Linked DNA regions of Mus musculus: regions 2 and 3 are each linked to region 1. Evidence: chromatin loops called from intact Hi-C (ENCODE). Cell type or tissue: left cerebral cortex. All regions are shown on one strand.

Region 1 (2,500 bases):
AAGCAAGAACAAAGATGGTTCAAAACAGAGCAGAAAAAAGTAACTGGGACAGAATGTGGCATTTCCCCTGGTCTGTTGCTGGCGGCCCACATACAACATGCTTAAAAATACCCACCCTGGCACCCATCTTCCTTATTTATGATGATGCAAGTGGACATTTAGAAAGCATGGTATTGAGCAAGTACCCTAGCTAGGGATGAAGGGAAAAGAACTTCTGCAAGCAAGACTCCCAGTTTAAAGTTGATGTTGTGTAACTGAGCTCCTCTTATTGGCCAGGCTTTAACAATATCATTTTAAGCCTATTTTTCACTACCCCAAAGCTAATAGTCTCTCTCTTTCTCTCTCTCTCTCTCTCTCTCTCTCTCTCTCTCTCTCTCTCTCTCTGGAAAATAATGATGGTGATGATTTCTTAAATGCAATCTGGATTTAAACAAACAAAAGAAACATGTAAAGAGACATTTCTTCATTTTTTTTTAAATTGACTGAGCCAGTCATTAACTCTTTGTCGCCTTCGAGGCGGCTGTCTTTCTAAGCATTGTTTTAGTTACAACTCTATCAGCACATTTTGAAGTTTCGATAGCACACCCCCTCTACTCTAGTGGAGAGAACTCCAACAAACTCCTGAGAGTCCAAAGGCGGCCAGCAGGCTATATATGTCCTGTGCTTTGATGATTCTTGCTGTTAGCGTACACTGGGGGTTCATAACTGTTCTAATGAAGTTTAAACACTTTTCATGATGATACAGGGGAGTTGCAAAGAAGAATTGTGCCTAGGTGAAGTAAGACGCTGACAAGTCACGTGAGTATGGATTGATACACTGTCCTACTAATATCCAAAGTCATGGGGCCTCCACCCTCAGTTTTCCTTCCATTCGTTTCTGAATATTGTATTGTGGGCATCATGTTGTAATGCTTTCCCCAATCTCAGAATAAAATGCGTTCTATGGGGAATCCTTCTCTTGTCTTTAGTCTTTACTTACGGAGGAGGACTCTACTAGTTCATTGCTAGCCATTATTTCTGACTGCACACCTAGCTTCACTACACTGGTGTAATATATGCAGCCAGGCTTTGGAGAATTTATTTCAATTTACATACAGTCCTCTAAATCCTCTGGCGAGCTTGATGTGTGATCTGACACTGCCTCCCCAGCAGGCTCTGCCTTTGCTCTTGATGCTAATAGCCCAAGGCTCCAGTGGTCCCTCTGGGGAATCCGCAGTAGGGCTAAGGAGTCGGAAGAGGGGTGACTGCGGGGCTTGTTGCGCCGAAGATTTACAATGTACTCTTGCAGGCAGCTCAGCAACCCCCTCTGTGGCTGTGGGTGTCTGGTGTGACAGAGCGGAGAAAAGCTCTCTCTAATCTCCCAGTGCCTGCCTCTGTCGCTAAACCTCTCTCCTCCCTCCTGCCTTCCCTTCCTCCTCGCTTGCTCCCTCTCTCTGCTTCCCGTTTCTCCGGGAGTTTCAGTCCCTGAATGCAGCTGGAGTACCCTTGGCAAAATCTACACCCGGAGCCCGTGTACACACACACATACACGCACACGCGCGCACACACGCGCACACACATGCACACGCGTTGGCACACACGCACGCACTTCAGTTCTTCCCCCGGGGACGCGGCTCAGACCTTCATCTACCTGAAGTGGACACCCCGACCGGACACTTCTTCACTTGTCTTCTCTGGAGGGCAGAGCATCATCGGAACGCGGGAGGCTTGCTGCCCAGTCCGCAACCTCACGCCTTTTACCGCCACCACTGCTTAAAGTGTCCAGGGTGGAGAAGGCTTCTTCAGGACGGATGCTCCGCGGCCGTGGGACTTCCTCCGGCTAGCTTACTCCAGTCCTTTCCTCGGTCCTCTGGTCCATCCTCTCCTCTTCCACTGCGGGGTGGAAGGCTCCAGCGCCTTCCGGGCTGCCGCCGCTGCCACCGCCGCAACTGTTTTGGCGAGCACATCCCACCCAGAAGACGGAACAACGCTGCCAGAGTGCGGGGGGCTGGTGAAGCCCTAACTTGTCCCCCGACTCAGTCGCTCTCCCCAGCGCTCTCTGTCCTCTTGGCCGAGCCGAGGAGAGAGCAACCGCCGCCGCCACCCTGGTAGAGTGCGGCGCCCGGGAGGACAGGCGAGCCGCAGGCGCACAGGGGCGGGGGCGGCGTGTGCCCGGGCGCCCGGTGCTGGCCCGACGAGTAGCGCGCACCCGGCGAGCGACACGCTTCCCAAGTTGGGGCGCGTCCCAGAGCTGGTTGCCCGGCTATCCGCAGCTGTTGTCTGGAGAGAGGCGGGGCTGATGGGGGTCGTCTCGGTCGTCACTAGCCTCCAGAGTCTGTCTTGAGAGAATCTGAGCTGGCCTCCCTAGGGTCCCAGCCGGCGTCGCGCCCTCCGCCCGCGTGCGGTCTCCAATGACTGCGCTGGAGGTGGCCCGGGTGGCCCGCCCGCTAGGGGTGTCGGAGGGGGCGGGGGAAGAGGAGGAGGCGGTGTGATGGCCCTGGACGGCGAGAGGGGGGAGCAA
Region 2 (2,500 bases), 290 kb before region 1:
ATCTAAGATCTCTCCATTTGAGTCCTGAGAGTTTCTCATCTCCCAGGTCTCTGGTGCATTTTAGAGGCCCCCCCCCCCTCGAGGTTGCATATTTCCATTCTGCTGGCCCTCAGGGCTTCTGTCCTGTCTCTCTGTACCCCTCGCCCCATACCTGATCATGTTTTCCCTTTCCCTTTCACCTCCCCTCTCCCACCCAGGTCTCTCCCTCTGACTCCTGTGATTGTTTTCTTCTCCTTCCCAAGTGGGATTGGAGCACCCTCACTTGGGCCCCACAGAGAGACCTTTTCCTATCATCACATGAAACCATTCTGTATTATGTTGGCATGATTTCACATTGGTGGACTTGACTCTTCCTTTTTTTTTTTTCCTGGATATTTTCTTTATTTACATTTCAAGTGTTTTCCCCTTTCCAGGTCCCCTCTTCAGAAACCCCCTATTCCATCCCCTCTCTCCCTGCCTCTATGAGGGTACTCCCCCACCCACCCACCCACTCCCATCCTCCCATCTTGCATTCCCCTATACTGGGGCATTGAACACCCTCAGGCCCGAGGACCTCTCCTCCCATTGATGTCCAACAAGACCATCCTCTGCCACATCTGTGGCCAGTGCCATGAGTCTCTCCATGTGTATTCTTTGGTTGGTGGTCCAGTCCCCAGTAAGCTTCGGGGTGCCTGGCCTGTTGACTCTGTTGCTCCCCACATGGGGCTGCAAACCCCCTCAGCTCCTTCAGTCCCTTCTCCATCTCCTCCATCGGGGACCCCCGAGCTCAGTCCGATGGTTGGCTGTGAGCTTCCTCTTCTGTATTTGTCAGGCTCTGGCAGAGCCTCTCAGGAGACAGCCATATCAGGCTTCTATCAGCAAGCACTTCCCAGCATCCACAATAGCGTACGGGTTTGATGGCTGTATATGGGATGGATCCCCAGGTGGGGCAGTCTCTGGATGGCTTTTCCTTCAGTTTCTGCTCCACACTTTGTCTCTATATTTCCTCCTGTGAGTATTTTGTTCCCCCTTCTGAAAAGCACTGAAGCATCCACATTTTGATCATCCTTCTTCCTTCTTCATAGGGTCTGTGAATTGAACCTTGGGTATTCCGAACTTTTGGGCTAACATCTGCTTATCAGTGTGTACATACCGTGTTTGTTCCTTTGTGACTGAGTCCCCTCACTCAGGATGATATTCTCATGTTCCATCCATTTTGCAGACTTGGTTCTTTCAAACTTTGATTGCTATCTATCAGGCTGGTATGTCTTGAGAGTGGTGTATTACCCTCAGTGATCTGAAGATGGCAGCATTGTGCACCCTATCTGTTTTTCCCTGAGCCCTCCCTAGGTGTGTTCCACAGCCCTTCAGAGTTCAGATTGTCGACACTCAGGCTGTCTTTTTCCGCTTAATGACTGTGAATGTAAATTACTCTGCTTTCTTCTGCGGAAGAGGCCCCATCTATCATTCCTGTTTTGGTTTTAAGCTAATGATTATATGTAATTATATTCAAATAAAATATTTACAAATAATTATATATCACTAGTGCGTAAAAGATTTAGAATTCATGATCGTCAGTGCTGATGAAAGGTAGCCTTCAATTTGGGAGGTGTTGGTTTTATTATTATTATTTGTTTCTGTTTCAAAGACATTAGCGGCCAAGAATCAGCAATTCTCTTTTGCAGGTGTTTTTACAAGGCTCAGTGTTTTTATTTTTTTTCTTTACCTCTTGCATATTTATTTTGTGATAATAGGTAGGATATTTGTCTGGAAAAATCTCAAGGGAATATATTATAGATCCACATCTGGAGAGTTCTGTGAGAAAAAGAAATTATATCTTAAAATTTCCAGAAGCAGTTAGCTGTCATTGAACTCTAAGACATTTTGGGGGGGGGGTGTCAATCAGTTCAACTCTAAGCTGGCTTTGCATAGGAAGCCAGGCGGTAGACATGTGTGGTCGGTCCCTCCCTTAAGTCAGTGATCTGACGGAGGTCTTCACTACTATTGAAAACAAAAAAAGCATCTCTAGTAAGTCCCTAATCCCAAATTTGCCAACACTTCAGTTTTAGATATGATTCTTCATTACTTATAATCTGTCAGCCACACACAGAGCTGACAATGGAAAGCCGTGTCAGAGCAAAAGGTCTGGTTCTATGAGGAAAGCAGGCTGCAGAAGCTGAAACCAGGGTTTTCTTTATGATGCATGCAGGAAGCCAGAGGGGAAGGTAGGCAGACAAGGACCAGATGGAGCCCTGTAAGGGCAGAGCTTTTGGAGGAACTCCCAGATGTGGAGAGGGGCCAGAGAGCTCTAGAGTCAGGGGATAGAAGATCCACAAGGCTCTTCTTCCCTTGGAGGCCATTCTGCTGCTAGAAGTGTATTAGCTAAGGATACACTGTATAATCCATCATCTCAACATTTGAGTCTTTGGTTAAACCAATGCAGGCCTTTTAATCCTTGCTATAAAATCAGACAGAAAGCCAAATCCAGGGGAAGATGCTGTGGCTGATGTGGTAGAGTTTT
Region 3 (2,500 bases), 1.7 Mb after region 1:
CACACTTGTAGCATATGTAAGTTATGCATGTGTATATAGAGACCAGTTGTCAACCTCAATGGTTATTCCACAAGACCTACCCAAAGATACTACCAGCAAGTAGACAGAATGGCTAGGCAGTGAACCTGTCTCTCACCACTCATAACTAGAATTAAAAACACATAGCAACACATGGGGGCAGGGAAGTTAGACAAGGATGATTCTTGGGATCCACAGGAGATGGAAGTAGGGATCAGGCATGGTAAGGAAGGCAGCCACAAGTGTTTTTCTACAAGCTGAGGATAAGACTGGGGAATTGAATCTGGGAGAATACAGAGCAGAGGGGTGTCTGCAGGCAGCAGCCTATCTGATTTTCTGACAGGCATGGCCTTTGGGTTAACAGGGGGATCCTACTGGATTTGAGGGTTGGGGGAGAGACATTAGAAGGGGGAGATCTGTAGAATCCACGAGAGACAGAACAAGGGGGCAGGAGAGATTTCTAAGTGTGCTCTGTTGCAAAACTAGGGATGACGCTAAAGAAATGATTCTGGGAGAACTCAGAGAATAGAATGTGTCTGCAGTCTACCTGGTTTCTGGCAGGCGTAGCCTCTAGGTTAGCTTGGAGGTGTCAGCTGAAGTTAGCAACTGTTTTCTTGTTCTGTTACACTGCTTTTTTTTTTTCCCCCAGTGAATGTCTGCATATTTCATTCATCTCATTTCTATTGTTTCCTCGATTCCCCACCACATGACAACTTTCTACATGTATGGTCTTCACTAATGTATAAATTCCAAAAGAACGGGGCTTTGCCTCCCCCAGCCTGCTTTATTCTATTGCTGATTCGGCAGAAACCTTCCCAGTGAAACACTTCTATGAAGACGGCATTTCTGTAATGTTTAGTGGCGTGATCTTAGTGAACATTTTCACTTTTATCCAATTCTGGTTCCTTCTACACCACAGAAATCTCAACGCAACAAAATATCCCATTGTAAGTCCTGAAACATTAAAGGGATCTAGAATAAGAGTTCACCAATGCATCAACAGAGACGTTTACTCTGTTAAATGCTTCATTCTCTCATGATTATATTAATTTGTTTTTATTTTATTTTATTTTATTTTATTTTATTTTATGTTTTTGAGTCTGTTAGATTTCACCGCAAGATAAGAAAGCAGAATGACAGTTGGAAGAGTTTCCTGGAAGGAAGAGCAAAAGACTCAGAAGATAAAGACCAGGAGGTGGAGTAGGGACAAAAACCTCACCTATGCCATCTAAAGATTCATACCACCCTCTTGTGGTAGAGGTAATCCTAACAATCCCTGAGCATCTCTCAAATTAACCAGAGGCCCTCTCTATACCACCTGCCTATCATGGTTAACCCAGCAGAGCCCAGCTAGTTAGGGGGCAGGAAGCCAATTGGAACAAAAACAGGACTCTGAACAACAGTAGATAATGAAAGGGTTTAGGACAGCAATCTAACACCCGGCAATTCCCAGGAACCTTTTATCTCAGCAAGCTGGGAAGAATTTTGGTCCCCATTTGTTTTCACCTAGGAAAAACATCTCCTCAGCAACAGGAGTTCCAGAAAGTGTCTGCCAAGTCCATGTCAGCCTTGGCACATGTTCAACACTGAGCCATACAGCCCATTAAACATCACACTACAAGAGAACATCCTGTGTCCACCAATATCCTTGCTAGTCCCTGTTGAAAGGCAAAGGCTTCCTAAGTGGCTGACAGATGGACTGATAAGATTCAGTGTTTCTGTCCTAACTCAGGGTGGTGCAACCATTGCTAGTTTGCTTGCTTCCCCTGAGAACACATGTTTGAATTGTAATCTAATCTTATTAATATTTTCCTTTTCATTTTTTACTGTTATGCTTTGTCCTTGCCTGTCAGATGTATTCTTCCACTGTTTATTATTTACCTATATTCCTACTTATTTCAGTACTTTAAAAAATACACTTTGTGCTCCACTCAAGACAGCAAGAATGTGAAGATAAGAAGAAAAGGGGGAACAGCATTCTTTCAAATATGGTTTATGTAGGTTCATAAACATTTAAACTTAATATTGCAACATGTTGAAACATCTACTCAGGAATTTGGAGATGTGACTCATTCTTTCCTTTACAGAGAAACCATCCATCTGCTTATATTTTGGCCACGGTAATGGCTATTCCTAGTTCAACTTGACTATATCTGGAATGAACTACTATCCAGAATTGGAGGAATTACCTTTGATCCTGATATTGAAGCTGGAAGACACAAGTTTCTGACCCGGATCTTGGCATGGAGATCTTGAGGCATAGTGGCCATGAAAAATTTAAGCCTAGGCAAGGTACTACACACCTCTAATCCCAGGAGACTGAGGCAAGGAGATCTCCGTGTTCATGGTCAGCCAAGGACAAAGAAAGTCCCAGATCCAGGCATGGTGGTACACACCTTTAATCTGGACCACACCTTTTGCTGGAGGCCTACATGAGAACATTGGAAAACTTACTCTTCTTAGCCTGCTTTCACTTACTTGC

Evidence for each region. Hi-C counts contacts between places; a loop is a spot of excess contacts. Peaks named below come from ENCODE experiments on the same cell type or tissue, not always from the same donor. Only the 100,000 strongest peaks of a DNase experiment are listed, where the experiment ranks them.
Region 2: a loop joins it to region 1, with 4 times the contacts of the local background. A loop is called at or near these places in 6 of 42 quality-filtered maps.
Region 3: a loop joins it to region 1, with 13 times the contacts of the local background. A loop is called at or near these places in 4 of 42 quality-filtered maps.

The regions. Positions count from the first base shown.
Region 1 is chr10:114,801,394-114,803,893 of GRCm38, reverse strand. It overlaps Trhde (TRH-degrading enzyme), which reads left to right and starts at 1,592. Exons shown (of 19, transcript NM_146241.3): 1 at 1,592-2,500. The coding sequence starts at 2,471. It overlaps Gm15723 (predicted gene 15723), which reads right to left and starts at 2,168. Exons shown (of 2, transcript NR_155864.1): 1 at 1,631-2,168. In left cerebral cortex, a CTCF peak has its summit at 1,279; DNase peaks (open chromatin) are centred at 667, 1,399, 1,860, 2,169 and 1 more place; H3K4me3 peaks cover 2,459 bases; H3K27ac peaks cover 1,869 bases.
Region 2 is chr10:115,096,139-115,098,638 of GRCm38, reverse strand. All of the region lies in intron 8 of Tph2 (tryptophan hydroxylase 2), which reads left to right. Among named protein-coding and RNA genes, the nearest start is that of Tph2, 88 kb to the left of the region's middle. In left cerebral cortex, a CTCF peak has its summit at 1,286 (motif pointing right); a DNase peak (open chromatin) is centred at 1,295.
Region 3 is chr10:113,105,087-113,107,586 of GRCm38, reverse strand. No RefSeq gene overlaps it. Among named protein-coding and RNA genes, the nearest start is that of Gm22507, 170 kb to the right of the region's middle. In left cerebral cortex, a CTCF peak has its summit at 1,275 (motif pointing left); a DNase peak (open chromatin) is centred at 1,279.